Regions from separate parts of the Mus musculus genome. Here all the other regions are linked to region 2. Evidence: chromatin loops called from intact Hi-C (ENCODE). Cell type or tissue: heart. All regions are shown on one strand. Links, peaks and the distances in the headings refer to the core of each region. The heading gives the core; the rest is flanking DNA.

Region 1 (4,344 bases), core at 99-4,098, 670 kb before region 2:
TGTTCCAACCACCTTGTTTGGGCTGGCAGTGTGGAGCCTCCCTACAGTTAGAGCATGGAGGCAGCTTTCAGCCCACGCTGTGCTTTTGCAGGGTTTGATGGGTGACTGTTGTACAGTACTTCACAAAAGCAAGCTAATACCATCTAGTCGTGCTGCACAGGGCCAAACATTACATCTTCCTATTAGGTCTTCCATAGTTGAGAGGTGTCAATTTTATTGGTTAACTCCTGAGGGTGATAGGTCTGATGGGAAAAGAGGAAGATCTATGGGCCCCAGTGAGTTCTTCTGAAAGTCCTCCTCTCCCTCCCTTTTCTCCCTCCCTTTCTCCCTCCCCTTTTCCCACCCACACCCATATCCCTCTTTTTCCCTCCCATCTCTGTCCCATTCCCCCTTCCCTCCTCCACTCATGCCCCTCCTTCCCCCTCCCCTCCCTCTTGCTCTCCTCCTCTTCCCCTCCTGTCCCCTCCCCTCCTTTTCCTGTTCAGCTCTCCTGGCCTTCTGTCTCTCAACATCCCCTTTCTTTTCCTTTGCTCCTCATCTCTCTTTCCGTTCTCCCCCCCACCCCCACCCCCCGGCTTCCTGCCTCCAGAAGTTGGGACAATTGGGCATCTAATGTCTGTAGAGAAGCCAGACTCACGTTCACAGCTGGCAAGCAGATGTTTCCCTGTGTATTAATTCCAAAAGCGCAGACTAGAAAGATTGGCTCAGGGACACTCTCAAAAGGGCAAATGATTCCTTCCCCAGATCTAGGCTGTCACCATTAGCACCTTTGACTTTGAGCCATAATGACTGAAGTCCATGGTAGGAGGTGTGCACCATGCCCTAGAACAGCCAGGAGCCTGCGGTTTATTCGGCCAGTGTGCTTCTGGGTAAAGGAGACTCGCTTGATTCTGGCACGTGTGGTTCTCTTTAGTTTTGTTTCTTGGTTAGGAGGGTGATGGTGGGGACATTTTGGTGTGAGGGAGCTGGTTGACGAGATTTCTCTTCCTGGGCAATATTTTAAAGCTTCCCTAGTCTTGCTGGCTGGCTGACTTACCTTTTTGGTTCATATTTAGCCAAAATTTCCTTGGCTCTAGGCTTTTATATCTTTCTCTCCATTTATTTCTACAAGTGTAATTTCTTTCTTTCTTTTCTCTGTTTGTCTTTTTTCCTTTCCCTTTTTTAGACAGGGCCTTATTCTGTATGGTAGCCCAGGCTAACTTCCAGCTCTGGATCCTCCATCCTAAGATAAAGAATGCCCACCTCGGGATTGCAAGCGTGTACAACCACTCTGGAAATCAGTCTGGCGATACCTCAGAAAATTGGACATAGTACTACCAGAAGATCCAGCAATACCTCTCCTGGGCATATATCCAGAAGATGTTCCAACTGGTAATAAGGACACATGTTCCACTATGTTCACAGCAGCCTTATTTATAATAGCCAGAAGCTGGAAAGAACCCAGATGTCTCTCAACAGAAGAATGGATACAGAAAATGTGGTACATTTATTCAATGGAGTACTACTTAGCTATTAAAAACAATGAATTTATGAAATTCTTGGGCAAATGGATGGAACTGGAGGATATCACCTTTAGTGAGGTAACCCAATCACAGAATCAGTCACTTGATATGCACTCACTGATAAGTGGATATTAACCCAGAAACATAGAACACCCAAGGTACAATTTGCAAAACACAAGAAAATCAAGAAGGAAGATCAAAGTGTGGATACTTCATTTCTCCTTAGAATAGGGAACAAAACACCCATGGAAGGAGTTACAGAGACAAAGTTTGGAGCTAAGACGAAAGGATGGACCATCCAGAGACTACCCCACCTGGGGATCCATCCCATAATCATCCATCAAACCCAGACACTATTGCATATGCCAGCAAGATTTTGCTGAAAGGACCCTGATATAGCTGTCTCTTGTGAGGCTATGCCAGTGCCTGGCAAATACAGAAGTGGATGCTCACAGTCATCTATAGGATGGAACACAGGGCCCTCAATGGAGGAGCTAGAGAAAGTACCCAAGGAGCTGAAGGGGTCTGCAACTCTATAGGAAGAACAACAATATGAACTAACCAGTACCCTCCCCCCCCTGCCCCCCCTCCCCGGAGCTCGTATCTCTAGCTGCATATGTAGCAGAAGATGGCCTAGTCGGCCATGAGTATAAAGAGAGGCCCATTGGTCTTGCAAACTTTATATGCTCCAGTACAGGGGAATGCCAGGGCCAAGAAGTGGGAGTGGGTGGGTAGGAGAGCAGGGGCGGGGAGGGTATAGGGAACTTCCAGGATAGCATTTGAAATGTAAATAGAGAAAATATCTAATAAAAAAAAAAGAATGCCCACCTCTCTGACAAACATATAGTAAAGAATGCAAATTGTCCTGCATATTGAATGGTGCATAATAATCATCCAATAAGTGGTAGTTCTTTGATCAATATGTACCTGACAAGGGTTGTGACTGTAGTTTAGTATTTAAGCATCGATTAATAATTAAAGGCCTAAATGTGAGGCTTCTATTTAGATACTTTGTCAAGCGACATAACAACCTGCCTTTAATCTGCTCATTTAGCTCACAATATGGTTGTCTCATGGAGAGGATCAGCCCTCAGGCCAGCAGAGGTGATGGGGCAGTCTCTGTATTCCTAGTCTATTACATTTCAGTAGGATAGTCAACCCATTCTCAACAGAGATAAATCTAGCACTTTCTCAGGTTAGCTTGTAGTCTACCCTTTGGAGAAATACCGATGTTGTGTCTAACCTGTTACAGTCATCCACTCTGAGTTTTAAGTCATGAATGCTGTATTAGTCAGGGTTCTCCAGAGTCACAGAACTTATGGATAGTCTCTATATAGTAAAGGAATTTATTGATGACTGCAGTCTGCAGCCCAATTCCCAACAATGGTTCAATAGTAGCTGTGAATGGAAGTCCAAGGATCTAGCAGTTACTCAGTCTCACGCAGCAAGCAGGCGAAGGAGCAAGAGCGAGACTCCCTTCTTCCAATGTGCTTATATTGTCTCCAGCAGAAGGTGTAGCCCAGATTAAAGGTGTGTCCCACCACACCTTTAATCCTGGATGACCTTGAACTTGGAGATTTAATCTTCTGAAATCCATAGCCACTATGCCTCAAGATCTCCATACCAAGATCCAGATCAGAAACTTCTATCTCCAAGCCTCCAGATTAGGGTCACTGGTGAACCTTCCAATTTGGATTGTAGTTCATTCCAAATATAGTCAAGTTGACAACCAGGAATAGCCACTACAAATGCTTTCATGTCAAATTTAATACGGAGAACTGTAAAGCAGCTTTGGTTAGATGATAAATCACAGCCGTGGATGGTTAAGACTGATATCACAGCTGGAGAAAGCAAGCTAGAAGCACCAGCGAGGCCAATAAAAAGCTTTCTTTGGCATGAGCTTGCATATTATCAGTATGTTCCCTCTGAATGGAATCACCTAAATAAAGAATGATTGGAATATTTGGAGAAATACATATATATTTTTAAAAGTTAATATGAGCCCTTTTGTGAGATAATGTTTACACTGCCATTAATTTTCAGCCTGCAGAGGTGGTCAGAAGGCAGCTTACTCACCCAGGGGTGAGAGTATGTGCAAGCTTCTGAGAAGCAATTTCCACAAGCATTCTGTAGCCTTCCCACTCTTCTTCCGGGCATCTTTTCTTTTCTTTTCTTTTCTTTTCTTTTCTTTTCTTTTCTTTTCTTTTCTTTTTTTTTGTTAGAAGCAAACTGAGAAACAAGGGCATTTATGAACTATCTGATATAAGTAATACATCATAGCACTTTGAGCTAAAAAATATTTTATTTATGTGTGTATTTGTGTGAGTATATGTTGTTTGTGTTTGGGTGCCCTGGGAAGACAGAAGAGGGCACTGGATTCCTGAATCTGGACGTAGATGTGAGCTGCCTGGCAAGGGTGCTGTGAACCAAATGTGGGTCCTCTGGATGAACACTGGGCACTCTTAACCACCAAGATTCCTCCAGAGGCCCCTCCCTCTGTTTCTCAGCCCAAAGGATCTTCAAAGGGTGACAAGTCCTGAGGCGACAAGATGGCCACGTGGCACGAACTTTTGTCTCACGTTCACTATGGTCAAGATGATGACCAAAAACCCCAAACAAAATTTATGTTCAAGAAAGAAGTGGCCAGGAAAGCTCATGGCTAGACCTAGGGGACAGCAGGAGGAGAGCATCCTGAAGTCACACGGGAGAATTAAGAGGTGGAGCAGGGTCTGGAGAGCTAAGGGGAGGAAAGTTTGTACCTATCGTGCAGCCTAGCTACGACTGTGTCACAGTGACCTCGATATGGGAGAACATAAAAATGGTTGTTCTAGATTAAATTATT
Region 2 (4,344 bases), core at 218-4,217:
TTTTAAGAAAACAGCCTTTTGGTTGCTTTGGGAACAAAGGATGAGTCAGAAGCCTTAAACTCTAGCCTGACATTCAGACCCTTGTCACCTTATAAACTGCCCACAGCAATCCTGTTTTCTATTTGGAAAGAGAAACCAGCTGTGGGTTGGCTCTACTCAGTAATGGTAATGGTGAGTCACTGCCTCACCTGCAGGAGCAGAGGTGTGCACTCTCACCTTTTGTTTATGGGGCCTTGTTTCTGACACGTGGGTGTGCAGAAGAGAGAGGGGGTGGGGGAGGGAGGGAGAAGAGAGAGAGAGAGAGAGAGAGAGAGAGAGAGAGAGAGAGAGAGAGAGAGAGAGAGAGAGAGAGAGAGAGAGAGAGAGAGAGAGAGAGAGAGAGAGAGAACGTGAGAGAGGTTGCAGCCTGGTCTCAGAGCTGTTGCCCACCTCGCCCTGCTCGCCCCCCCAAAGATGGGACTGTTTAACTTTCCTATTTTGGCCCCGAGACAATTCTACGACTGCATAAGAGTCCATATTAGTGAAATCATTTTCTTTGATGGGTGGTTAGTTGCAGTTAACAACCATTTATTTACTTTTAAAAATAATAATAAACTTTATAAACTAACCGTCCTTTTACTTCTGCCTCCCCAGTACAAGCCCGGTGAGTCAGCCTTTATTATCCTGGAGGCTCTAGCCTAGTTGGGGTAGGAGGGGGCGGGGTGGGGAGAAAGCCGGGGAGGGGGGAGGAGGGGGAAAGGAGAGGGTGGTGAAAAGAACAGGGGGAGAGGCTGGGGGTGGAGGGGAAGAGTGAGCGCAAGCAAAGGGGGGCTGGGGAATGTGGAGATTAAAAAGAATCATGATCATTAATGTCTAGGAATTAGAAAAAAATAAAGCAAGCTTTTGTGCCATGGTTTCCCCCCTCGGAGTGAGGATTGTGCGAGCCTTGCTCCTCAGGTCTCTCTGTTCCTGCCCCTGACACCCTCCCGTTTAATTCTGTTTTAGCTTTTCCTCTTGTAAATTTCAGAGCCAGCTTTGAGGTTATTGACGACACTTATCGGAAGGAGGAAAATAATAGAGGTGTGGAGAGTGGTTTTGATGTTTCTTAAAGGACAAAAACAAAACGCCCTCCCCTAAACAGGGCACACAATTATACAGGCTTCTTTTTTGGGGGTGGGGGTGGGGGGGTGGGGGGAGTCCGCTGGCTGAATGAGACTAGTATGACTAAGTTTCTTTTACAAAAAATTTAAAAATGTTACCCGATCATATTTAATCAAATGTAATTATAACACATTCAAAATGAATAATATGCCTTGGAAGTATTTTTATTGTTATTGTTCATTGCACGATGTTCGACTGCTTTAGAAGCACAGGAAAGAAGCAAACGCGCTACAAATGGGGAATTACCCTCGTTTAGCATTAAAATTCATTTAGATAAAATTGCCACAAACATTTAAATGGGAAGATTAGTTCCCCCTCACGCCTTATTGCACTCGCTCAATGGTTCCGTTAAGAACATTTTACACGTTGGAAATTCCGTCTTCTCAGACGGCTTGCTGTTTCCTAGTTACACACATTCAAAGCAAAGGCTGCAGCCACGGCAGCCGCAGCAGCGGCAGCAGGGGGAAAAAGTTTGGCAACTGGTCTGCAATTCATCCGCTGCGCCCCTAGTTTCCCTCCACCCTCCCCAGTTCCCCCCCATTAACAGCCCCCCCCCCCGACTTATGTGTTCGAAGAGCCCGGCCTCGAGGAGCCAAGGTTGGTTGTACAGTATTGACAATATTAAACTACAAAGAAATGGAAAGAAGCCGGTGGGTCCCTCTCTGCGTCTCCCGCTTTTGTACGAGGCTGAGGGTTGAGTGCAAATGTGCCGAGTCGCCCGCACCCCGACCCCAGGGCCGCCGGGCGCGCCGCCGTGGCCCGAGACGTCTCCAGGAAATTCGCCACTGCTCTCGCTAGCGCGGTGGTGGAAACGTGTTAAAGGCTCAGCTTGCAAAGTCCTGGCACCGTCCAGTCCCTCCTGGCCCTCTTCTCGCCCCACCCCTCCCCCCGCCGCTCCCCCCCCCCCCCAGCCCCTCACCCCTGTCCTTTCTTTTGAGCCGCAGGAAAAGAGGAAAGTCGTCTTCTACTGCCACCTTTTGGGGATTTGGAAAAACGACGCAGTAGGAGACCGGAGGGAGGCGGAGCGCGGCAGTGTGTTTTGAGGGGGCGGGGGGGAGGGGGGGGGAAGAAACCCCCTTATGATCATGCGTCGGAACTGGCGCCCTTAATCTGATGCTTAAATATTTGATGTGGAAAAATTACCCATAAAATTAGTTACTAACAATTTCAAATTGAAATCACTTATCGAATTATAAGCGCATTAAAGCTGTATGGATGGTATTAGGAGTTCCTTTGGAGGCTGTCTCCTCTCGGGGAACCCGGCCCACGAGTTTTACCGCGGGGAGAGGCGTGCTAGGTGGAGCCCTGGGGAGACCAAACGACAAGGACAGCAGTTGGGGTGCCGGGTCCTAGCGGGCCTAGAGAAGATGGATCTGGGTATGGGGATCGCATTCCGGGCAGAAGCGCATACTGAGTAACTCCAGGGACAAAGTCCGAACGTTGTGAAAGGGGAAAACTGCTCTTTTACGCTGGAATTCCGAGCCTTCAGTGATGCTTTCAGCTCCCCCTGTGTAGGCGGGAGGGGGGTGTTGGGGGTGGGCTGAGAGGAGTTTTGAGATGTCTCTAATGAGACCGCCGCGGCCGGCTCACCCAGCTCCAGCCGCGTCTCAGACTCCCTTTAGTTTCCCTCTGCACGACATCGGGGCTGGGGCTGGGGCTGGAGCTGGTACGTGGGCGGGTGGGTCTCAGTTGTGATCCCACACTACTCCGAGGTACTCGGGGTCTGCAGAAGAGTCCTATGCTTGCCCCCATCCCCACCTCCGCCATCTGAAAGTCAAAGTTAAGAAGAATTAACTGTCTCGGTAGCCTGGGTGTCCATGAGTTAGCGCAAAAGCATATTCAAAGACTTCTTCGGCTCACTCTGGGCTCCGTCAATTGGAACCCCTCAGAGTGGTTTGTAGTTGCCAGAATGCTTTCACAGGACTTTTCCAGACGGAGCCCCGGCTTCCGAATCCCAGGGCGCTCATGGGAGCATGTCGGTGAGAGCTTGGGCCCTGGAGGCTGCCTTGAACAGTCAGGCTGGGCAAGAGGGTGAGCTTCCAGAGTGTATAGCACTCCGGTAGAATGGAGAAGAATAGTGTCACAGTGTGTTGGGCAGAAGCTCCTTCAAGTTTCCTTAAAAGTCCTAGAAACTTCCCCCACTTTGGATCCCACAGGCCCTCGGCCCTTGGGAAGGCAGTTAAAGCAGAAATTGGTGATATAGGTTCTCAACGGGTGTTTGGACCGTAAGCAGGGAGGTGTGGGTTTGTGTGTGGGGCGCCCAGTTTGAGTCATCATTTTTCCTGGTCTCTTCTGTGCTACCCAGCACCCCCTGGCCCTTTGGCAAACCATACCATCAAGGGTAGACGCAGCATTAGAGGCTAAGAGCTCTCTGGTTGGGGGAAAAGATCTGGGCGGGAGAGTTGGGGGTCTTCCTGGGAGACTGAAGCCAAGAAATAATGGGAAGGGTAGGGTTCTCTTTCACATCGAACCAGCCTCCCGCCGCCCCCCCAAAAAGTTTAAAACATTCTCTTCCAAGGCGGAACTGAAAGAAAACACAAACAATATATTGGGCAATCCGCTAGACGTTTGCGTTGTAGAGTCTTTGCCCTAAAAATGATACCCTAGGGTTTTAATAGGGAGATGGGAGGCACTTTTAGGGGCTTGGTTTAGCTGGTGAAGAAGTAACTCCTGTGCTGCTCACGCGCTCAGTCCACCTCAGGGAATTCCGACTCTGAAACTCTGGATTTAGTTTTAATCCAGTCTTCCTTTGATCAACTGTATAATTCCTAGCCCTGACCACCTCTACCCCACACTGTGTTCATTAGGACCAGTGACTTTATTCTCTGGGAGGAAAACTACTCCCAGGTCCTAGCCCATTAGGAAAGCAGAGAGTAGAGTCACCTGCTTCATACACCTACGGGTCCTCTCCCCGGCGTCGTTTTTCTGGCTTGGCACCCTAGCTTCAGGCAGAGTGTACCGGAGAGTTCAGGATCCCACTGTCTGCTTTCTCTGGGTTGGAGACATGACTGAAAGACAGGATGGCCAACTCTCTGGCTCCCCTTCTCTCCTCCCTTTCTTGCTTTTCTGCCTAGGCCTCCCTCACACCTCAGCACTTTTCTCTTCCACCACCCTAAAAGTGACAGGTTCTCCGAATTCACCTGAAGACCCGAGGCTCTAACCTCTCCCAGTCCCCGCAGGCATTGGGGGTGGGGGTGGGGGTGA
Region 3 (4,344 bases), core at 221-4,220, 1.4 Mb after region 2:
GAGAGAGATGAGAGAGAGACAGAGACCAAGAGAGAAAAGGAATGATGGGGTCAGGGGCGTGTCACTCCATTGACACAGACAGATCTGTCTAGTTTCTGAAGCATCAGCATTTCAGCATCTCCCAGCATGTGTAAAGCTATGAGAGAGTGACACTTGAGAACATGTAACCAGACAGACTTAATCACTGGAAGCAAGAACTAGAAAATCCTCAGAAATGAAGGAAGCAATTTTTCTCCCATCTCCATTTTGCTTTCTATGTGGAGGTCCTGCCTTCTCTTTCTCCTGTCATCTTCTCACTCCTCCAACACACCGCTCAATCTCAGTCCCGTTGGATGTGGCAGGAGTGAGGGAGTCGCATGACCAAGCACAGGGGTTAATTCATAGGTTTCGGTAATCTGTTGGCCTGGGCAGATTTCTCAAAGTGTGTCTACCACATTAGCACAAATGATTGCAAGGTTCAGAAATGAATATAAATTACGCATTAGCCCACAAGTAAGTACATCTTATACAAGACAAAACCATAGCAATTAGCAATGTGCTACAAAATGAAACACTCTTGTCTGTAATAATAAAAATAGGTTGAATTTGGCATACTCTCCTAAGGTCTCAGAGAGACAGTATCCGAGAACCACTTTTACACATAGATGAAATGCTTATGTGAAGGTGTTTAAAGAAGGACATGTGAGTGGTGGGATTGTTCTAGACAGACAGAAAGGGCAAAGAGGAAGTGAAAGCTAAGAAGACTACACTGTAGTGAGTGGTTGCAGTTAGAAAAGCAGTTTGTTTTCAAGTCCTTCTGGGAAACCATATGATATTGTGTGTTAAAAATCCCTAAGTATTAATAACTTTGTGGTTATCCCAATTAATATTTCTCCAAGAAAGAAATTGTGCTGTGAAAGCAATCATAAGCATCCCATGTTGCCTGAAAGAAAAAGGCAGACATGTGAATTATAGTACATCTACTTGGAAAGTTGTACATCCGTGGAAACAATGTTATAATATTGGTTATGTTATTATAACATTGTAATAATATTAGTTGTATATTATACATAGTTATAATAATGAAAAATGATTATTATAAATATTAGATGGTAGTCTGAGGAAATGCACATGAAAAAAATCCAAGCCTTCCAAAAGTAAGTTATAAAATTATGCATGTGCTATAACCAAAGTCATATTATACATATATTATAGTCAAGCTTTTGTTTCTGAAAGTTGCAAATGATGATTCCGTACAGCTGAGGATACCTGTATGAAAGAATCTCTACAGACTTCCTACGATGCGCAGTAGTATTTAATTTTTTGTTTTCATTTACATGCAACTGTTGTTTCAGCTCTTCAGCTTTCAGTCTTTCCCTAGAATGTGTCTTTTACGGGAGAAACGCAGCTTCCAGTAAGAGGCTGAAATTCCCGCCTTCCGGGAAAACCCGCAGAAACCCAAGCTCCCGGCGCTCAGTGGTGCTTCCTGGTTTCCACCCTCTGCCTCTAAGGCCATTGTGCTTGAAACTTGTTGGAGTGAAAGGAATTCCCGGAAGCCCCAAGTCAACGAAGAAAGAAGCCAGATCGCAGTAGCAGATGGTTCATCTTACAGCTTTCATTTATTTTCTTTACGTGCCAGGAGGGGGTTACATTATCGACTGGGAGGGTGACCACACCTCTCTTCTTTAGAAAATGCCTGCTTGGCACCGTGGCATTCACCCAAGAAAAGTGTCACATTCTTTTGTCCCAGAGGTCCAGAGAAAGCTCTATCAGGCGGTTTTTGTTTTTGTTGTTGGTTTAAAAAAAAAAAAAAAAAAAAAAAAAACAGTATAATTACCATAAAGAAACCCTTCTGTCTCAAAAACACAAGCTTCCCATACATGGTAAGATGAACTAGACGTTATTTCTCTGCACAGCAAAAAAAAAAAAAAAAAAAAAAAAACCTTTTGGCCCACCCTACAAGCCATTTATGGGTTTGATTAAGGCCCACGGGTGTCTCTAACTTATTTATTTAGGAAACACTGTTATTGTCTTAATGTAAACCCAGTTCAGGATCAGTTGACAGTTGGAAAGCTGCGGCAGAGGGTTTTCAAAGGCGCCTCCTTGGAAAGGGGCTCTCCATTCAGCTCCAGTTTCTGAGTCGTACTGCCAGCTCTGCTCAGAAAATAAACAAATGTTTGTTTTACAACATGGCAAAGGGGGCTCCCATTCATCGTGGGCCAGATATGAAAACAAACTTCCACGTATAAGGGCTTTTGATACACATGACTTACTTGGATGACAAGAGGCTCACTGGGGAGTGCTTAAAGCTTATTAATATTGCACAAAAGACTTTTGTTTATCATTTCCCTGGACTGCCTGGGAATCACAGATTCAAGCCGCCACCCGGCTGGTGTCCTAGCATTTTAGCTGCCTTTAACGTGTGCAGATTGTGAAAGTACTGCTGGTTTGGAGCCAAACACAAACTCTCCACCAAGCCAGGTGAAAGAACTCAGAACTGCAGGGTTCTAAGAACCAAGGTTGGGATTGAAATTAAAGAGAGAGCAGAGGGGAGAGAGCTCCCTCTACAGGTAAAAAACTAGATGCCTTGCATCTACCTGCTTGGAAACCAGTAACTTCCAGAAAATTTGGAATCCATGGCCTGTCTAAAGAGACATTTCACCTCCTATTTAAACAGTCTACGCCTACAAGCTCTACTCTTCAGACAATGATCATAATGAAAAATCCTCTCTTGAGGCATCTGTTTACTAGGAAGGTGTGCAATGAGGTATAACCGATGTCATCTCCACCTCCCCTGTAATCTAGTAACCACAAGCTACTTGTGGCTGTGCTTAAATAATGCTGGATCGATGGATACAAAAGCAAAGAGTTTAAGGGGAGGATTGTGCTGTGAAGGGTGCAAATTAGCTTTTTTTATACCTATTACATACTTAGAAGATATTTGTAATAATTGGATTAAATTTAAAAATAATTAAATCAATTTCACCTGTAGTTTTTTCCCCCATGTTTTTAATATGACTACCAAAAAATAAAATTACTTATTCATCATCTATTTCTATAAGTGTTGGCCTAGATAATTAGGGTATAGTATCATATCAGAGCTAAAGCCTGTGGGATCTTTGATTTGTGCTAGTTTAGTTGATTCCTTTTTTCTGGTGCTGGGGTTATAACCCCGAGTCAGGAAAGTGTTCAACCACTGAGCCACAGCCACAGCCACAGCCACAGCCACAGCTCACTCACATTCTCTTGCCTTAAACATGCCCTTTCCACCCACAAACTGAATTTCTGAAAGCTAAAAGGATTTTTTAAAAAGTTTTAATGCAAACATCTCTATTTAAAGTCTTATCAAAACATGAGCAAACTTGCAGTCTGTGTGTGCTGAGAAGTGTCATAAGAAAGGGCATATTTTCTCTCTATAGTTCCGATTCTCGCGGCCATGCCCTTTGCTTTTTAATTGCAAGTTACTCCAAGAGAAAGAAATTCCTTCTACTAGAATAGACTTGAAGAATTGCTTTCAGGTCACTAGACAGTAGATATTTGCTTCCTCCCTTTTTTAGCTGGCAGCCTTACCCACCTACCTAGTCAGTCTCCTTTGTGAGTGATCATTAAGATTTGTGAGATAAGCAGGATTATACGAGAAATATGTGCCTTTAGGGTTAGCCTACCTAACTCTCCACTATTAAGACCAATAGGCAACATAGCCACCTTAATTATTCCTTCGAAGAATTCTTAAAATTGTTAGTCTCCTGCTACTTCTCTTCGCTCTCCTCCTGCTCTCCTGCTTTTCACCCCTCTTCCTCCTCCACCCCCTCCTTCCTTTGCATTAGTTATGTGCCTTTTCATCTGCTAGGTAAAGAAAGAAATCTCTTTAGAATGTTTTCTATATAGATGGTATTTCATCTATTCTTTAAAACACACAAAACTTTTATAACAAAAAAAAAATAAAACAAGCAAAAAAAAAACTGTGACTACATTTGTTTATTTCCCAAAATTTATGTGTTGCATCTTAAGTGCCCATGTGAGCTGTCCTTATTTCTGGTATGAAGAGAGAAATTAGTAAAGCAGACAACAAATTTGCTCATATACAAAAGCTACATAAGCAATGAACTTCAAATGAGTAGTCTGTTTTGTGCTCCTAGAATCTTACCAACTAGTGCATTCTTTCCTGAAAGGCAATGCCAATCATTGGCAAAGGGCATGAAATAATGATATTAGGGCGAGAATTGCCCTCCACCCTACTTTATGAAGACAACCTAATGGTACCAGGAACTACCTTGGTAAACATGTTCAGATTCACCCTTCCAATGCTGCACCCACAGACCTACCCGTAAGCAGATTAGCAACATCTCTATTCAGCTTCCCTTG
Region 4 (4,344 bases), core at 280-4,279, 150 kb before region 2:
CCCATATTCCCGGAAGTGGCCAAGGAAGCGCCTGTGAGAGAAATTATCCTTTCGGACCTGGAAGGAGGGGAGCCTGCAAGATTGTAGACTTTTCCTCCCGTTTTCAAACGGACCCTACCATGCAGAAGTTGTTTAGACAATGTGATTTTCAGCAAGCATAACCGTAGTCTGAAGCTATTTTTAAGACAAGGAAAGATGGTATTTATTTTTCATTTTTCAATAAAGGCACAGAAAAGTACGTCACAAATGAGTAACTGCTCAGCAGGCACCCTTCAGTTTCTTCTTCTTTTCTCCTAGTGTTTTTCCGCACCGCTAGAATTCTCTCTGAGCTGCAGGAAGCCTTCGACGATTTTCTTATTCATTAGACGACTCAATGAAATGTTAAAATATTTATTTTTGAATAATCATTCCCCACTACCACCCTTTTGCCTGGAGATTCGCACAAAACCTGCCCCTTTATTCGGTGTAATACCGATGCTAAGCATGGGCAATCAGCCTCATCCAGTTGCTTTCAAAGGTAAATGTTTGCAACTGCTGGCTGCGTCTGCACCAGCCAGTTCTCTTCCAGCACTTGGTAATTCCATTACCAGTGTGGACTATATCAGGCTTGAATTCACTTGTGATTATTTTCTGGGAAAAAAAATTCTAAGTTTTCCAGCTATTGCAAGTAGGATTTTTGTTTATTTTTAAAACTTGAGTTAAGTCGTTCATAAAATAGTAGCCATTTACTACCTGTGAGCTCAATTAAAGCTACCCCAGGTTTCAGACTCCCATGCAAGTCGTATCCATGCTTACTGTGTAGTCAGTGGCAGTCTGGATTCTCTGATAACCCTGATATTTAAAACCACTCTGACAGGGTGTCACTTCAAAACACACATTTGAAAAGCATTGCTAAAATACATTTACGTATCAATAAAATGTCTTACTCTCCCTCTTCCCTATTGTATATTCTTTAAAAGTAAATTTTGCTTTTTAAGTTATCGCTGGTAAGTTGGCATACACTCCTGGCTTGATTTCAGCAAAGCAGATCTACAGTTTGAAGAGTCCTTGCACCAAGGTTTTGTGGCTCTTTGACCAAGACCAACTCAATTTCTTCATTGTTGGAAAGGGTATCGAGCTTTTTAAATCACAAAATTATTTCTATATGGCCATATATTGAAGTATATTTCTATTACTTCAGAAACTAAATCAATGTCAGAGGTCAAAGTTGTTTTTTTTTTTTTCTATTCCAAAGCTTCCATAATGCTAGGGCTCCATGCATAGTTTTAAATCAAACAAAAACACATATAGTATTTTCAATATTTCAGAGAACAGAGACTGCCTCTGCTGTAAGAAGTGTCTAACTTTTATAAGACTTGCACCTCCCTGCTCTTCCTCCCCAGTAGCACTAAATATATGCTTCAGGAATCACTAAAGGAGTGTGCACAAAAATTTTCTCATAGCCAGTTTCATCTCTGATCTTCTAAAAGTGGCTTTCTTGGTTGCCAGATAATATTATATTTGGGTGCCAAGCGCTGATGTGCGCATCCTCCACTGTCCAGGTAGGTGTTACCTTTTAGCTCATCTCTCAAGCTAGTACACACTCAGAGTCAAGCAATCGCCTAGAGTGTCTTCTCAGAGAGGTTGAGCCTGTCACACCTTTTATGGCTTTTTCCACAGTGATCGTAAAAGAGGGTGGGTAGGAAGTGAGAATCCAGTATTTGAAATAATTAGTCTCGTGCTTTAACCAAGTAGCTTGGATGCATCTTTTGGGTTGAAAAACATAATTTGAGTATAATACCTTTACAGTGAGTCCCAAGACCTGTGGGTCTTTCTTGTCTGTTACTAGTATCAACTCTCATCCTACCCACCCCACCCCCAACACACACACACACACACACACACACACACACACACACACACACCTCTCCCCACCCCCACCTTCACTAAATACTGGACAGTGAAAAGTTTAAAGTAAACAAGGCTGCAGTTTTTCTATTGTCCAGTAGACGGCACAAAAGATCAAGCGTTTAAATAATGAACAATCCAGAGAGGTTTGGTTCTATTTTGATGCCAGTGGCCTGTTCTTTTAGAAAAGGCAGGCAGACAGCACTGGATCCACCGGTGAAGCAGAGAGAAAAAAAAAAAAAACAAAATTAACTTTGCAAAACTTTGAGATGGAGTCATACGAAAATATTTTTGTGTATCTGCTCAACAGATGCATTTCCTTCAGAAAATACATTAATGGTTATAAATGGAGAGACGTGTTATTATTGCAGGTTTTAGTAACTAAAAGCTACCTGTAGGGAAATTAAATAATTGAGAGATTTAAAGTTTTGAAAAAAATGAGGCACCTCAATTTTACTTAGTTTCTAGTGGGTAAAGTCTTTGCAACTTGGGCCTTCAAAATTTCATGTTAGAATTTGTATTATACTTCTATGTTCTTTAATATATTCAACACAAAGCTGAGGCTCAGACACTGACCATTGTGTTTTAAATGAAAATGTGTACACATGCATATGTAGTGTGCTGTAAAGGAGAGAAATGCTTTTGAAGTTTTGTGTGCAGTTTTGGGAGTGCTTTGGGTGCTAAAGCCACCAGGAGATAATAGTTAGGGCCTCTTTAGGGCAATCTATAGCTTTGCCTAATACTTATATTTTTTAAAAATCTCCATTTCTTTCCACTCTGCAGACCCTGTCGAGGTTTGGAGGAAGGCAAAGTGTAGGCTAATAACTCATTTCCCAGTTAATTTTATTAAGAATTTATAGCACTGTTTAGAAAGTTTTAAGACAACCATAAATTTTATTAGGAATATTTTATTAAACCCTCTATTTAATTAATAAAAGACCTCTATAAGTTCTGAAAATGTCAGAGCTGGTAATTATGTTAACCAGTGTAGTTTTCTCCTCTCTAGAGACCAAAGCATTTTAATGATTTGAAATAGAAAAGTAGTAAGGAAAGCAACCAGGCTCCCAACATTTATTTTTCCTGGACTTTTGTTAGGCAGCCAGTAGATAGTGAGTCAGGCATTTTCCCTGTGATGGTCAGAGAGCCGAATCTGACCTCTCATTGACTTGTGAACTGGACCCAGACAGTCTTTGTTTTTTGAAGCAAAATGTGGTAAACAATTCTCCCAGCCTTGTGGCCCGGATTGCTTTGGGACACTTGATTAACGTCCTTCCTAATCCTGCGCTTTAAAGCCTCTTTCCTATCACCTAACCAGGTTTCCCGCTGTAATAGCCATCTAAATAGTTTATTTCAGTTTCCTCACAGTCATCCATTAGCTTTAAATTCCTGGTAGTGTTCTCCTATCACACAAAGACTCTTATCGCCAGCATTCCTCCATTATCTCTACCAGATTTCAAATCCATTTTCTTTAAACTACCCTCATTTCTGTTTTTTTAAATGCAAATGTTAATGTGGGGGGGTATTTGGAGGGCAGAGAACTGATAATGTTTTTCTTGAAGTACAAATTCCAAGCCCCCACACTCCAGGAGAACCTCAAGAGCAACCACAACATTTTAACAGGCATCTTAAACTGAGGTGACAGATGATAAACACTTATCATTTTGTGAACACAGCTGCCAAACTCCATTGATTAACAGGACTTTATTTGTGTTGGGCTGGCAAACACACATACACACACACACACACACACACACACACACACACACACACACATTTTACCTTCAGAGGTGCCTCTTTAATTTTGAGAAATTTAGGTCTGACTCATCAGTGGGAACTTTTGAAACAAAAACCTAGTTCAGGATGTGAACTCTGCAGAGAGTTCCTCACAGGAGAACAAAAAGTTACAGGAATGTCTCTGAGACTACCAACAGCCAAGATGAACACTGCTTGCTTTAGAGGCCTCCCAACAGGGTAGGTGATAAACAATAGGGACCAGGAGCTCAGGCTGCCTCTTTCTTATCCCTGCATTCTATCTTTGGGAAGATACTGTGAGCCATGAAAGGAAAACAGAAAGGAGAAGGACTGCATCTTGAAGAGCAGCAACAGCGGCTAGAACACTAGTGTTCTGCAAAAGCCGGAATGCTACTGTCTTTTTAAAGGAAACATCTGAAATAAACTTAGGGTCAGGCACATCCAGAACAGCACACATACCACAGTAATTTATGTCACAGTAACTTTCTGAGATGCCGTGAACTGCCTCTGCACCTTTCCTTTTACTAGATGATTGATTAATTGCTGCCTTGCTAGAAGGGTTTTTTTTTGTTTTGTTTTTTGTTTTTTTGGGGTTTTTTTTTTTGGCTACTATCTTACAATTCTGTACATCTGTCATTTCTCTCAGCAAGCCCCAACTGTAATAACTGTTTGCTAATTGTAAAATCCTTATCCAGAATGAGGTTT
Region 5 (4,344 bases), core at 242-4,241, 880 kb before region 2:
GTATTAAAGTTCAGCTTCATTTTACACCTGTTCTCTGCTCTGGGAAGTGCAACCTTTATTTCTCCCTCCTGTTTTTAAAGTCACCTTCTTAGTTCTGGTAGAACATAACTCAAACAACTGGAAACGTTAGGGATGAATTTACAGTCCCTCTGGCTGCTCTCTATCTGGGACAGGAAGGAGCGGGAAGCTGGAGGTAACTTTTCCTGCCATCAAGGGACATCTAGAGAGAAAAGGCGATTAATCGTAAGGTGCCAACTAGTTTTGATTATTCAGGGGCCTGTGGTGGAATCTGTGGATTGTTCAGGCCTCTGGTTTGCCAGTCTGATAGTTCACCCCTCAGTGGCCAGTGGGGCCTGCTATGATGAGTCTCTAATGGTGGCAAAGGAACCATCCTGTTTAGGCCACCTACATTGTGCAAAAATAGGGAAGAATACTTATTTATATGCATATGATCTTTATATATACTTATATCAAGGTAATCTATATATCTATATATCATCTCTATCATGTCATTTACAACCGCTCTACCTATTCCTATATATACACCATCAGTATCTATATTATCTATACCTATACCTCTTTAGCCTTTACAACAACACACCTAGGAGGGAAGTGGTATGTTAATGTGTTAAAATAAAATGGCAAAAGCTTAGTCCAATGAATTAATCTCTTAAACTTTTTATTGTGTGTATTCTGCATGTCCCTCCCTGAGATAAGCTGGCAGGGATGGGGGTGGGTGGGGGTGAGGGAGGAGAGCTGTGCTGTGGTCCCCGCCCTCACTGAACAGGGAGGAAATCAAACATCTTACTTCGTAACCAGACTATAAAATTATGAGAGGTGTTTATATGTGTTCTGAACAAAAACTGTAAGGGATTATGAAGTTCAAGACACATAAGGAAGGAACATGCCCCTTTCTGCGGGGTCCTCTGAGGGGCCTGTTTGGAGGATCTAACCTCTGAGCAGGCAGTTAAAGGACAGAAAACTTGCTGAAGGTTATAGAGATAATCAGGCAGAATTGAGATTCAAACTCAGGCCCGCCAGAGCCTATTCAGGTTCTATTCGAGTTGTCCCACTATACACATTTGAAACAACACTGAATCCAACCTTGGACTCTCTGCCACTTGCTACGATCTCCCCTGGGGTTATGGACTGAGAGCGGGTGTGAATTGGTGGCGGTGAGCCTGCAGCTTCCCTGTGGTGTGCACATCCCTCCTATTTTCTTCAAGGTTCTGTCTGGACTGCACTGGGGCACTGGCTGTATGGTGTCCACCGTTTCTTCTAATTGGGGAAGAAGCCAATTCCAAATACCTGGGAGAAGTTAAGTAAGGAGCTGAGGCCAGAGCTCAGAAACCTCTCCTACCTAGCCCTGTCCAGCCTCCCTCTCACCACTCTGCTCTGCTCCGTGCTGCCTGCTTCAGTCTAATGCTGTCTTGGAGAATGGCAGTCTGCCCTCAGAACTCCCTGACCTACACAGGGAGCCTTGGGAGGGTTGTTGGACTCCGCCCAGAACATTCCCATGTGTTTCCACCCGGTTGCTGTGCTCTTGGTGAGGTACCCTGCTGGACATGGCCACCCAGAGCTGAAATTTCAGCCAGGCACAGGGATGGGGATGGCCTAGTGTAGAAGCAGAAGCAAGAGATGTGTTGTTTCCCCCCTCTGTCTGCTGGTAGAAGGGCAGGGATTAGAGGTGTTGATGACTCTTTAAAAGTTCCACTGTACCCACTCCAAACCCCAGCCTGAGTGCAAAGGAAACTGCTTTCTTCTGCCTGAATTTTTGCCATCAAGCAGCGTTGCCTCTGCCTCAGTGCTCTCGATGAAATGCAGACCTTCTGGGGAGAAGGCGAGCTACAAAGTGCCGGCCACCTTGGCGTGAAGGAGGTTATTGTATCTTAAGTAGAGGAAAATAGGGATAGCAGCTTCCTTTGGTTCCAATTCTTCAGCATCCCCTTTGCAAAAAGCAACAGTACGTTATAGACACTAGGGGGCGCAAGTAGGCCAACAATGGCGCCTGTTACTTTTTACAGCTCTGAGAAACAAAGTTGGCATTATCGCTGTTTTCTTTTTCTTAAGAATCGGAGTTCTCTGAGATGGTATGAGTGAAAGCATTGGCTGCTTTGCTTCCCAGGACGTCCGTAGCCCTCAGAAAATGCAATGAAGAAATATTCAGAATGAAACATGGAAAGCGGATGGATACCCAAGAGATTTCATCAACGGTCTTCGGCACTGCTCTTGGCTGTTTTTAGTATGACAGTTTGTTAAACGTTTCTGAGAGCTAAAGTTCAAATGGGAACAGTGGAAAGGAACTGATTTGTCAAAATGCCTAGCAGTGCCCCTAATGTCACCAAAGTGGGGATGCAAATGTGCATATTTCTGAGTATAGAGAGTAAGCCCACTTGAAGAAAGGAGAAAAAGAAGTCTCCCTCACAGCCAAACACATATCTTACGTACCGTTCAGATGGCTGTTCTTACTGAATAAATCTTACTTAGCAACCTTCCACCAGAGCAAATAATAAATCACTCCCCAAAGCTCCAGGCATCGGGTTCTATCTGGGCAGTAAAACTCTGCAAATGCCCTGACAGCGTTTTGTGAAATCATAATTGCTTAGGGAAAGTGATTCTGGATATCTTAAAACGTACAGAATTAAAGCGAAGCTGTTCCTTTGAGGAAAATTACCCTAATGCTGCGTGCAGTATTCTTTATGTGAATCCTAGATTATAATCCACAGATCCCCATCGTTTCTGGGAAGAGTATATAACCATGCCTAGGTTTTATAGTCACTCCTGTGACCATCGGGGCAGAGGTGCTTCGTTATTTGTATAGTTAGTTTTAAGTGTGTTTATTTATCAGCATTCTCTGGAGAGCCACACCTCAAAACATGTAGTATCTAGCTATCCTTAAAGAAGGGCTGAGTTCTGGGCCCCCAGTTCATGTGTTAAAGTCTTAACATCTCCCCCTGTACCTCAGAATGTGCTTGCTCTCCATGGCTTGATCAGCTTGTTTTCTTATGGCACCCAGGATCACCAGCCAGGGGAGGCACCACCCACAATAGACCGGGCCCATTCTCATCAGTCACTAATAAAGAAAACACCCTACAGATTTGCCTACAGGCCAATCTTATGGAAGCATTTTCTCAGTTGGAGTCTTTCTTCTCAAATGACTCTAGCTTGTGTCAAGGTGACATAAAACTAGCCAGTACGGGACAGGTCATTAGGATGGCCTTGGGTCCAAAGGGAATGGTGTCTTTATAAGAGGAAAATACCAGTCAGACATAGTGGGACTCTGTGAGGACACAGAGGGAGGTAGTGTTGTCTACAAAGGGAGTTCCAGGATACGCAGAGAAACCCTGTCTCGGAAAACAAAACAGAACAAGGCATGCTTCCGCATACTGAAGCAGAGCTCAGAGTTTGGACCATTTTAAGATGAGTAACTTTTTCTTGGTTATTCAAGGCAGGGTTTCACTGTGTAGCCCTGGCTGTCCCAGAACTCTGTAGACCAAGCTGGCCTCGAACTCACAGAGATCAGTCTGCCTCCATCTCCCGAATGCTGGAATTATTAGGTGTGTGTCACCACTACCCAGCTTACAACCAGTAATTTTAAAGTAGAATTATTCAAGACGAAGTCTTTATAGGAACTACCATTATTGGCCTATTACCCACCCCTATTTGCATTGCACATAAGCTTAGTGGGCTGTGCCTGAGGTGACTTGTCTGCATCAATTTCTCCTTCTTGGGAAGTGGGATGTTGCTAAGTGTGGTCCTTCCTGTCCTAGCCCAGCACATCACAGGCACTCACCTCCAAGCCTTACAGAGGTCAGCGAAGCCACCCGCATCTTTGTCTTGTTTTCACCCACCCAACAGCAGGGCATTGTTCCCCAGCTCAGTGATGGAAGGAGCCCTCATTGCCGCCTTACAAGCTGGAGAAGGTCCAACAGTGTTATATCAAATACCCCAGGGGTGGGTGTGGAGCTAAGTGCCTAACCACATGAAAGCGCCGGCCTCAGCTCTCATTTGAGGAGGTTTTCATGTAGTTTTAATCTGGCTGCCTTCTATCACCAGATTTACTCACTGGATAAGAACTTGAATGAGAAGTCAGGAGGTGGGGGTCAGGCCTAGTCTGAGTCATGGTCACCATCTGGAATCGTGGCTTCTTCCTGTAAATGGTAGGTGCCCTTGCGGTCTTCCTTACAGTGCTAACATCCTCTATGGTAATTGATATTTCAGGCCAGTGGGCAAGGGCTAGGCTTCAATGACTTTGTGAAACATTGCTGCCTTGGCCTGGCAGTCTGGTGCCTAGTGTCACCACCCAAGGCTTTTAAGAAAAGGTGTGTATGTGTGTATGTGTGT
Region 6 (4,344 bases), core at 133-4,132, 790 kb before region 2:
TGAATATCAATACAGCCAAGCTTGAGGAGACCTGCCTTAGCTTAATCTCTCTCAGTTTACAAATGGGAAAATGGAGTCTGGCGGTGATGGTTTGATATGTGCAAGGATTCATGTGCAATTATTGGCAGAATAAAGTCCCTAACAGCATAGTGCTGTGGTAGAAGCCCCCACTTACTCTCTAACCTTTCCCCTTTCAACCTGCTGCCCTGGAATATTTGTATTCATCTTGCCTCCTTCCTCCTCAACAGTCCCCAAGCTTTCAGTGGCCATGATTTGTTTCCCACAGTTTAGCATTTCAAATTTGCTTTTAGAAGAGCCTGCCTATTTAAGATGAATTGTGTGGGTTCAACCTGCCTCGCTTTCCTCTGCTGGGGAATGGCATTCTTGCAATTTGACACCAGCAATGGGTAGGTTTTTTTTACTGGTCAGCACCTCTGATTGGAAGTTATATAAATCTTTGATTAATTTTAAAAAATGGGCAAATGAGGTAATTGTTACTTCATAAATCTGGCTTAATGAAGAAAATGTTTCTAATTTAGGCACTCACAAAATGAAATGTTAAAAGAGCGGCTTGTGATGAAGAGCGTGGCAGTCTCCTGCCTCCCCTAGTGATGGGATGTGTACTGCTGGGGACTGCCTCTTGCTCCCAGAGCTGCTGGGCCAGGGTTAGGCAGGCAACAAAGGCTTTGGACTCCTTCCCCTTTCTTTATACTCTCCAGAGAGATAAACTAACTGGTCATTACTGGAAGGCAGTGTTTAGGAAAATTCATATCCCAAATATGTATTTAAAAAAACTTTCTATTTCTCTTAAAATTTATTATTATTATTTTTTGAAACAGGGTCTCACTATGTAGCCCAGGCTAGCCTATAACTTACTATGTAGACTAGTGGTTCTCAACCTTCCTAATGTTGCAACCTTTTAATACAGTTCCTCATGTTGTGGTGACCCCTAACCATAAAATTACTTTTATTGCTACTTCATAACTGTAATTTTGTTGTTGTTATGAATTGTAATGTAAATATCCAATATGCAGGATATCTGATATGTGACTTCCAAAGGAGTCCGGACCCACAGGTTGAGAACAATTGATATAGACCCATTTGGCCTCAAACTCAGAGGTTCATCTGTCTCTGCCTCCTAACTGCTAATTAAAGGTGTGTGCAATCATGTCCAGCACAACTCTTTATTCTTTGGTTGTGAGTCTTAGCCTTTAACAATGTGTGTGTGTGTGTGTTTGTGTGTATGTGTGTGTGTGTGAGAGAGAGAGAGATATTTCCAGCCATTATCTTTTTATTCTCTCTCTATTTTTTATTTTTTTGTGTGTCTGTGAACATACTGTTGTGAATAATGAAGTCATCGAGTTAAATAATGTAACTTTATTCTCAACATTTAGCTCATCAGAATCTCTAACATAATGTGAGACACAGTTATTCCTGGTTCTAATTTGAATGGCCTGGGTGGAGTCTAGGAGGGCTAGTGCTTCCTGGCTCGCCTGGTGTGTCTTTGGTGCAGCTTGAATTAAGAATTCATCAGCAGACAACAGCATTCAAATGCCTGCAGAACTTCACTATGCACTGGTTCTTGTGTCTACCATGGAGTTTTGGATTTAATTTACCTAGAGCTCAGCAGCCTTAGCTTTGGGCGAAGGCAGGGGTAAGTGGGGGCGTGGCTCTGAGGAGCTATTAGGAGCCATGCGCCTATATTGTGATATTCACCTGCCTCTACGTCAATAACTTTAGAGTTTATCGGGCAGAGTTACTCTAAATTGCGAGAACACCGATTCTAGTGACAGAAGGAAAAACCCCCTTCAGGGTGCAGGGACAGTAATGTTACAAGATTAGTAATTATAAAGAAAAGCGATGTTTTTCATTGTTGACAAAGGATGAGACCAGCAAGGGGATAGTACTTATTGTGACAGCCTTGTCTTCCCAAGTGACAGAAGATTCGTGAACAGTAGGGAGCTGCCTTTTTGGGGTACAAACAATCCAGTGTAATTGGCACCAACGCTGACAGCCCTGTAGGTTTCCAATTTTACTTTAAAAGGCTGAACCTTTGCCAAGATCTAAGGTCTTCCTCCGATTGGGAGAGCTGAGCTCCCCAGGGTAACCGTTGTGAGGAGCCTGATGCTAGGTCTATAGAGGTCTCCCCCTAGAAGAGGCATCGGGGAAACAGCCCCTGGGCCTGGAATGTTCAGTCTCAGCCACAGTTGGCTTTCTGCTTCTCCACAGAAGCCACTTGGGAGCAGTGTGGCTTTGCTTGTGAGGAAGGCCGCACAGGGAGCCTTCCCGGAACCCACGGCACAGCCGGGGAACCTGGAGTCCCCTGTGATGACAAGTGAAATATTTCACAGAATATAAATCTTTCATCTTGCAAATGTTCCTTTGGTGAGAAATCAGACAGTGGGTAAGGAGTGGGCAGAGTCCTTCCCGGTGAATAAAACGAAAAGGGACGCTTCCTGCCTTTGTTCTGTGACTTGTTAGTGCCAAGTTGTGCTAAAGGAGATTTTTCTGCTTGAGATGGGTTCATTGCCCACAACAGACCCTTTAGCTCACTGACACTATGCATGTGTGGAGCTGGAGCGGAGAGGGGGGAGAGGAGAGAGAGAGAGAGAGAGAGAGAGAGAGAGAGAGAGAGAGAGAGAGAGAGAGAGAGAGAGAGAGAGAGCGCCAGCGAGCCCAGGCCTTCTGGTAAAGGTTAAACAGGAGCATGTGACTTGTATCCTCTCAGTCTTGCTTTCACAAGCACTTAAATAGAGTTGATCTGGGTCTTTGACTTAGGTCCTTAACTATTTATGCAGCTTGCCTCCCAGAAGTCCCATCTAAAGCATCGCTTTATAAAGTTATCATGAGATATCTGTGAGAGGTTATTAGTACTGTGTCCACATTTCTGGGCTCTCGCTGGTTTGTAAGGTCTTTGGGGGTCATTAGAAAGGGAAGAAGAAAGGGAACAGGAAGCTGGGGATGGAAGTCTGGGATGATGGGGCAGGGGTGCAGGGAAGAGGGGCGAGAGAGGATCAGAAGGATCTCCCCCAAACTGTCCTGGCGAGAGGAAGCTGGGTTAAAGAATGGATGCGATCAGCAGAGAAGGTGTCTAGGTTCCTATGAGCTGATGCTCATGGGTAGCTTGGACCCAGCATACAAGCCTACTAGTCATTCTTGCTCTTTGAGTCTCTGAGGAGCAGACATCTGACTAATAAAGATTAGAAGTCAGCTAGTACCAGGCCAACAAGGAAGTGCTTCACTGTAGAGAAAATATACAGGGATACCATGAATGTTTGGGGACTTCACACAGAAAATGAAAGGGGAGTGGATCCCGGGCATCTACAAATGATCTATCTATGACAGAGAAAGTCCTTCAGGTGAGCAGCCCCGAGTAGGGTTGGAGCAGTGACCATGCTCATTGCTTGGTGGGATTTTTGGATTTTTTCTACTGAGGGTTGATATCTGGGAGAGTAAAATCTCTAGATTTGATTGTGCCAGTCATCTGACTGTGAAACCTGAAGGTTACAGACTTCTGCTCCTCAGCAAGGTGTGGGAGAGATGAAAAGCTCTTTCTCTGTTTCTTCCTCCTTGTTTTACACACTGATGCTGCATTTTCCCGTGGAATTCCCACCCACAGGACTACAGTTGCTTTTCCATTGCTGGGAGGGGACACCATGACCAAGGCAATTTAGAAAAGAAGGCGTTTAATTGGGGGTTTGCTTGCTGTTTCAGAGGGTGAGTCTAAGATCATCATGGTGGGGAACATGGCAGTAGGCAGGGCATGGGAGCAATTGAGAGCTGACATTTCATTGTACAAGCAGGAGAGTGGAGAGAGGGGGAAGGAGGCAGGGGTGGGAAGAGGAAGGAACAGAGAGAGGGAGAGGGAGAGGAAGTGAAAACTTGGCCTGCTACAGGTTTTTGAAATCTCAAAGGCCACCTCTAGATACATCTTCTTTCTTCTTCTTCTTCTTCTTCTTCTTCTTCTTCTTCTTCTTCTTCTTCTTCTTCTTCTTCTTCTTCTTCTTCTTCTTCTTCTTCTCCTCCTCCTCTTCTTCTTCTTCTTCTTCTTCTTCTTCTTCTTCTTCTTCTCTTCTTCTTCTTCTTCTTCTTCTTCTTCTTCTTCTTCTTCTTCTTCTTCTTCTTCTTCTTCTTCTTCTTCTTCTTCTTCTTCTCCTTCTCCTCCTTCTCCTTCTCCTTCTCCTTCTCCTCCTCCTCCTCCTCCTTCTCCTCCTCCCCCCTGTCCTCCCCACCCCCTCCTCCTCCTTCTCCTCCTCCCCCCTGTCCTCCCCACCCCCTCCTCCTCCTTCTTCTTCTTGTTTTTGAGACAAGGTTTCTCTGCATAGCCCTGGTTGTCCTGGAACT
Region 7 (4,344 bases), core at 170-4,169, 80 kb before region 2:
TTTCAAATGAGCTAGTCCCTTCTCACTAGCAACTTTTTTACAGACCAAGGAAGAGAGTCTTGGCAGAATTGAGGCACTTCAGAAAGATGTTGTAGGAAGTAGTAGCAGGCACATGACTTCAGTCCCAGCTGTGGCCTGGAGTTTAGACAAAATTCATGTACTTGGAGAAGTGAGAGCATTGTAAGGATGAGCATCAGGGGCCCAATGTGGTGACATCACTCTTTGACTGCTTGGGAATTTGCCCTTGATTCATTGCCCACTTCCAGAAAGCGTGACCTGGAACCACCATCCCACAGCCCAACTGTCTGCTACCACAGAATATCCACAATCCTTTTCTAAACATAATACATTATTATTTTAATAATAACAAGCAAGTACAGAAGAGAGGCCTTGAGTATGGCCTCTTTGAACAGCTTCATAATTTCATTTGAAACAGGAAGTTCACAAGAATGGGAAAAGTGGTCAGTGGGTAAAGCAGTGACCTGCATTGGATCCCCAGAATACACATAAAGGTAGACTGAAAAAGCTGACGCCACAAAGCTGTCCTCTGATCCTCACATGCAACCTGTGGCAAAGGTAACTGCCCACTCTTGACATCGCATACACCTATAATAATTTCAATTTTAATATGAGAGCAATCTCATTTTATCCTTTGAAAGTGTTTACACTCCTCTGGCTTTCCCTTCTCTTCTTACTGCATGATCCTTAAAAATTGGATATTTTTAAATCAGCTCATACTAGGGTCTTTCAGCTTTAAAAGAAACATAGCCAGCTCTGGGCCAGCAGAAACCCACTATCCAACTTGCCAGTAACTTTCTGGGATCAGGCAACTCTTCCTTCATTGCCTGCATCACACAAGAGGAGAGTTGAGGCAGCTGGTTGCAGAGATGCTGAACTTATAGGGCCTTTCTTCTCCTGCTTCTGAAAGAAAGAATTATTTGGATGAGAGTGAGGACCAAAGAGGATGGCTATATTTCCCACTCCTACCTTTGGTACCCAGTATGGAAATAATTCTCTCAGAGACTACCTTGATTGGGACAGACTTGGCACAATTTACCAGTTTTAGGTTTCAGGTGAGAAGAAGGTAGGAGATGGTGAGGATTTACAGGGACTTACTAGAACCCCAGCACCACAGAGCAGAAACACCCCCATATTAAGAGGAATGCAGCCTTGGAGTGCTTAACCTGGATATAGAACTTGGCCTCTGTACAGACAGCTGGGTGGTCCAAGACAGAGTGTCCAAAGGGTTTAGCAAGTTTGGGCCTGGCATTTTGGCATACCCCATCTGTTAGGTGGGGCCAGAAGCAAGGAATTCTAGGCCACAGGCCAACTCAGAAGTCAGACAGGCCTGGGGTTGGCATTATAAGGTCTGTTTGTGAGGACATGGCCATTGCTCACTCAGTCCTGCTGAAAGGGGGCTAGGGCAGCGGCCAGGAACAGACCTTTTCTCAGCTGAGGTAGTGTTCGGGCCACAGGTAGGTCCCTAATTGGGATTGAAGCTGAGCTTTCTGTACCTTCTTGCTCCAGATAGATTTCAGTTGGTGTCCTTTGACATCACTGCTGAAAGCCTCCTGTCACCTTCACAGCTTTGGGCTGTGCATGAACATAGTTTCCATGGGGACCACCACTGTCTCTTGGTGTGGGACACACATGTGCTTCTGCTCTAGGCTGGTGTTTCAAGAGTTAGCCAGCTAGCTTGTTTGTGTTTCTGTATTCCTTTGTCCAGGGGCAGGGAGATGTGTCCTCTTGTGACACAAAAATATTGAGAAAAACTAAAACAAAACAGAAAACCCCTAAGTTTCCTTTCACCTTCCCTTCTGCCCCTATTTCCCTTTTCTCGTGCTCACCAGCCTGCCCTGTCTGCGCGGTGAGAGCTTCCAATACCAAAGAGCCAGAGCGCCTCGGGTGAGGAAATACAGCTGCTGCTTTTCTCATCAGCGCATGCTCAGATTTCTGGTGTAGAGAGATCCTTGACGATGCTCGAGAATAGGGCCGGAAAGTTCAGGCACAGACTCATGATTATTTCAACAGTGGCTTCTCCGGGGTCCCTAGTCTAGCAAGAGTGCGTGCTTTAGCTGGAGAGCTTCCCTTCTCCACTTCCACCTCAAACGTGGAGGGCTTTTGTCTGTTTTTAAAATAGGACGTTCTCCTTGCCGCTCGGAGGTAAGGTGGGGCAAATTCTTCCAAGGTTTTGCATTGCAGCTTTACAAAGCCCTAAAGCTCGTAGCTTCCCATTCTTGTGAGCTTCCTGGGTTGGTGGACACTTACAATTCGACTTCTTTGTTTCAAGGCTTTCACACAGAGCCCTGCTTACTTCCTCTGACTCAGGTGTACAGATGCACCTCCCTGTGTGTCTTCCTTCTCTGCAGAGAAAATCAGATAAGACTGGGGGGGGGGGGCGGGGGGGGGGAGTTTGCAAGGCTGTGATGGCCTGTAGCAATGAATGAGGAAGGGTTGTTGACACCCTTCAAGGGTTTCTAGAGGTCAGGGAAAGGCCTGGTTTGACGTTATCTTATCTTAGGAGGTTAAAAGGGAAGGGTGGTGCTGGCATGATTAGGAGGTTAGCCCGGTGTCAGACCTGAGTTCAAATCTACAAAGGCCTGTATGCCTTATCTGTGGCCCGTTCCCAGAGTAAAACAGGACTATTCACAGAGGCTCCCTGAAGGTTTCTGGTCTCTGTACAGCCAGAGTCTGCAGTTAACGGGCTATTTCTGCCAGCTACTGAGACACTTAGTAAATCACAATGCCAGGATAACTCAATCTTGATTTTGATTTTAGTCTTTTGGTGTTGGTTTTAGGAGTGGGGGTTTTCCTCTGAAGCACAGCCTCTGACTTCACACTCAAGTGGTTCTCTTGCCTCAGCCTGAGCACAGGGACTGGAGCTATGACAGCACACGCCCGGCTTTAAGGACTTCTTTTTTTTTTAAAGGATGCTTTTTGTAGTTATTGTTTCGAATCATGAACAAATGAATTTTAACTTCTAAAATTTTCACAAGTATTATTTTATCTAAGATCAGTGCCACACCTGGTATCAGATATCAAGTGAGTGTTCTGGGACCAGTCCCTTTCAGCCTTTCTGTCAATTCTGACTACCCGGAACAACTTTTCCTACACGTCCTCCACAGGACACACCTTTCTGCTGGAGAATTTTTTTTTTTTTACATGACACAGTAGTGGAATATTTATTGCCAATAATCACATAAGACATTTATTCCAAGGGAATTCTTTGGTATACATATAATTTTACCATTTTGTTAAAGATGAAAGCAAATTTGCATAGTCATGAAATGGACAAGACTGGTGTTTGGCTCAGTGGAAGGGAGATTGCCCAGAATGTTTTGGCTGTAGGTTCAATCTCCAAGTGGATGCACTTGGTTAGTCTTACATTAAGAATGAAGTTACAGCAGGGATCAGAGTCTTCAACAGTTTTCAGAGCAGATTGATAATTCTACTTTATAACCATCAATGCTGAGAACACTGCTTTATATAGATACGTAAGATAAAGTAGCAAGAGGTTAGGGCCATTTCAGAAATGTCCCTGACCGATAGAAATTCTGTCCTAACCCCAAATGACGTTGTAGAAATCTTTATTTTTATTTTTATAGTTGTGTGTGTAGTAGGCAAGTCTGTGAAGGTCAAAAGACAACTTTGCCGAGTTGGCTCCCTCCCACCTCGTGGATTCTGAGATGAGGCTCAAGTCCGCAGGCTTGCCAGCCACTGCACTTAGCACTGAGCCATCTGGCAGGTCCTCAGTTCATCTTTTTTTTTTTTTTTAATGGAAATCAAGTTAGCAACTCAAGCAGCAGTTTTTAAAACGAAACACAATGTAATCCAGAGATAGCTAATCTGATGCATGTTGAGCATTGATGACAAGAAAAATACTGCATTTTGTTTTCCATAATTAATATTATGTTTCTAAAGGAGCAGAGCCCTTCATGTGGGCATGTGTGTACATGTATGTGCGAGCATGTTTGTGCGCATGTGCATGTGAATGAGTGTGTGCATGTGTGTGCATGTGTATGTGTGGCGAAAACTTTAGAAGTTTTAACAGCAATCTTGAGTTGCATCTGGAGTGGTTTAGGCTTCATTCTTTGTGAGTTTTCTTTTTACTAAATGTTTTTGTTGGCTGTCCAAACCAAGGCTGCAGTGAAGTTTCACGATGCAACATGGTCAAGTGCTCCCACAAGCGCCTGAGATTCATTTGACATTGAGTTTTAATAAATTTTTAATTATTTTATGTTTTTAAATGTTTTACTATAATACACACACACACACACACACACAAAACAAGTTTTAAATTCAGTCACATGATCTCATAGGGTCATGACCCACCATTTAAGAAAC

The links. Peaks named below come from ENCODE experiments on the same cell type or tissue, not always from the same donor. Only the 100,000 strongest peaks of a DNase experiment are listed, where the experiment ranks them.
Region 1: a loop joins it to region 2, with 2.2 times the contacts of the local background. A loop is called at or near these places in 5 of 42 quality-filtered maps.
Region 3: a loop joins it to region 2, with 2.5 times the contacts of the local background. A loop is called at or near these places in 5 of 42 quality-filtered maps.
Region 4: it touches region 2 in a loop (5-fold over the local background); 32 of 42 quality-filtered maps call a loop at or near these places.
Region 5: a loop joins it to region 2, with 10 times the contacts of the local background. A loop is called at or near these places in 18 of 42 quality-filtered maps.
Region 6: a loop joins it to region 2, with 6 times the contacts of the local background. A loop is called at or near these places in 10 of 42 quality-filtered maps.
Region 7: it touches region 2 in a loop (4-fold over the local background); 3 of 42 quality-filtered maps call a loop at or near these places.

What each region holds. Positions count from the first base shown.
Region 1 is chr11:19,542,717-19,547,060 of GRCm38, reverse strand. No RefSeq gene overlaps it. Among named protein-coding and RNA genes, the nearest start is that of Gm39601, 74 kb to the left of the region's middle. In heart, for the core only: no CTCF peak of the experiment used is centred there; no DNase peak of the experiment used is centred there.
Region 2 is chr11:18,875,417-18,879,760 of GRCm38, reverse strand. 8430419K02Rik (a long non-coding RNA gene) reads left to right here and starts at 2,151. Exons shown (of 4, transcript XR_003949854.1): 1 at 2,151-4,344. In heart, for the core only: a CTCF peak has its summit at 2,145 (motif pointing left); DNase peaks (open chromatin) are centred at 2,010 and 2,370; H3K4me3 peaks cover 4,000 bases; H3K27ac peaks cover 4,000 bases.
Region 3 is chr11:17,458,297-17,462,640 of GRCm38, reverse strand. No RefSeq gene overlaps it. Among named protein-coding and RNA genes, the nearest start is that of Gm31268, 140 kb to the right of the region's middle. In heart, for the core only: a CTCF peak has its summit at 2,550 (motif pointing left); no DNase peak of the experiment used is centred there; H3K4me3 peaks cover 524 bases; H3K27ac peaks cover 964 bases.
Region 4 is chr11:19,022,297-19,026,640 of GRCm38, reverse strand. No RefSeq gene overlaps it. Among named protein-coding and RNA genes, the nearest start is that of Meis1, 5.5 kb to the right of the region's middle. In heart, for the core only: a CTCF peak has its summit at 2,002 (motif pointing right); no DNase peak of the experiment used is centred there; H3K4me3 peaks cover 646 bases; H3K27ac peaks cover 2,512 bases.
Region 5 is chr11:19,758,895-19,763,238 of GRCm38, reverse strand. No RefSeq gene overlaps it. Among named protein-coding and RNA genes, the nearest start is that of Gm39602, 18 kb to the right of the region's middle. In heart, for the core only: a CTCF peak has its summit at 1,979 (motif pointing right); no DNase peak of the experiment used is centred there; H3K4me3 peaks cover 292 bases; H3K27ac peaks cover 252 bases.
Region 6 is chr11:19,669,204-19,673,547 of GRCm38, reverse strand. No RefSeq gene overlaps it. Among named protein-coding and RNA genes, the nearest start is that of Gm39601, 53 kb to the right of the region's middle. In heart, for the core only: a CTCF peak has its summit at 2,238; no DNase peak of the experiment used is centred there; H3K27ac peaks cover 727 bases.
Region 7 is chr11:18,955,510-18,959,853 of GRCm38, reverse strand. All of the region lies in intron 7 of Meis1 (Meis homeobox 1), which reads left to right. Among named protein-coding and RNA genes, the nearest start is that of Gm16141, 32 kb to the left of the region's middle. In heart, for the core only: no CTCF peak of the experiment used is centred there; DNase peaks (open chromatin) are centred at 1,313 and 1,923; H3K4me3 peaks cover 1,138 bases; H3K27ac peaks cover 2,385 bases.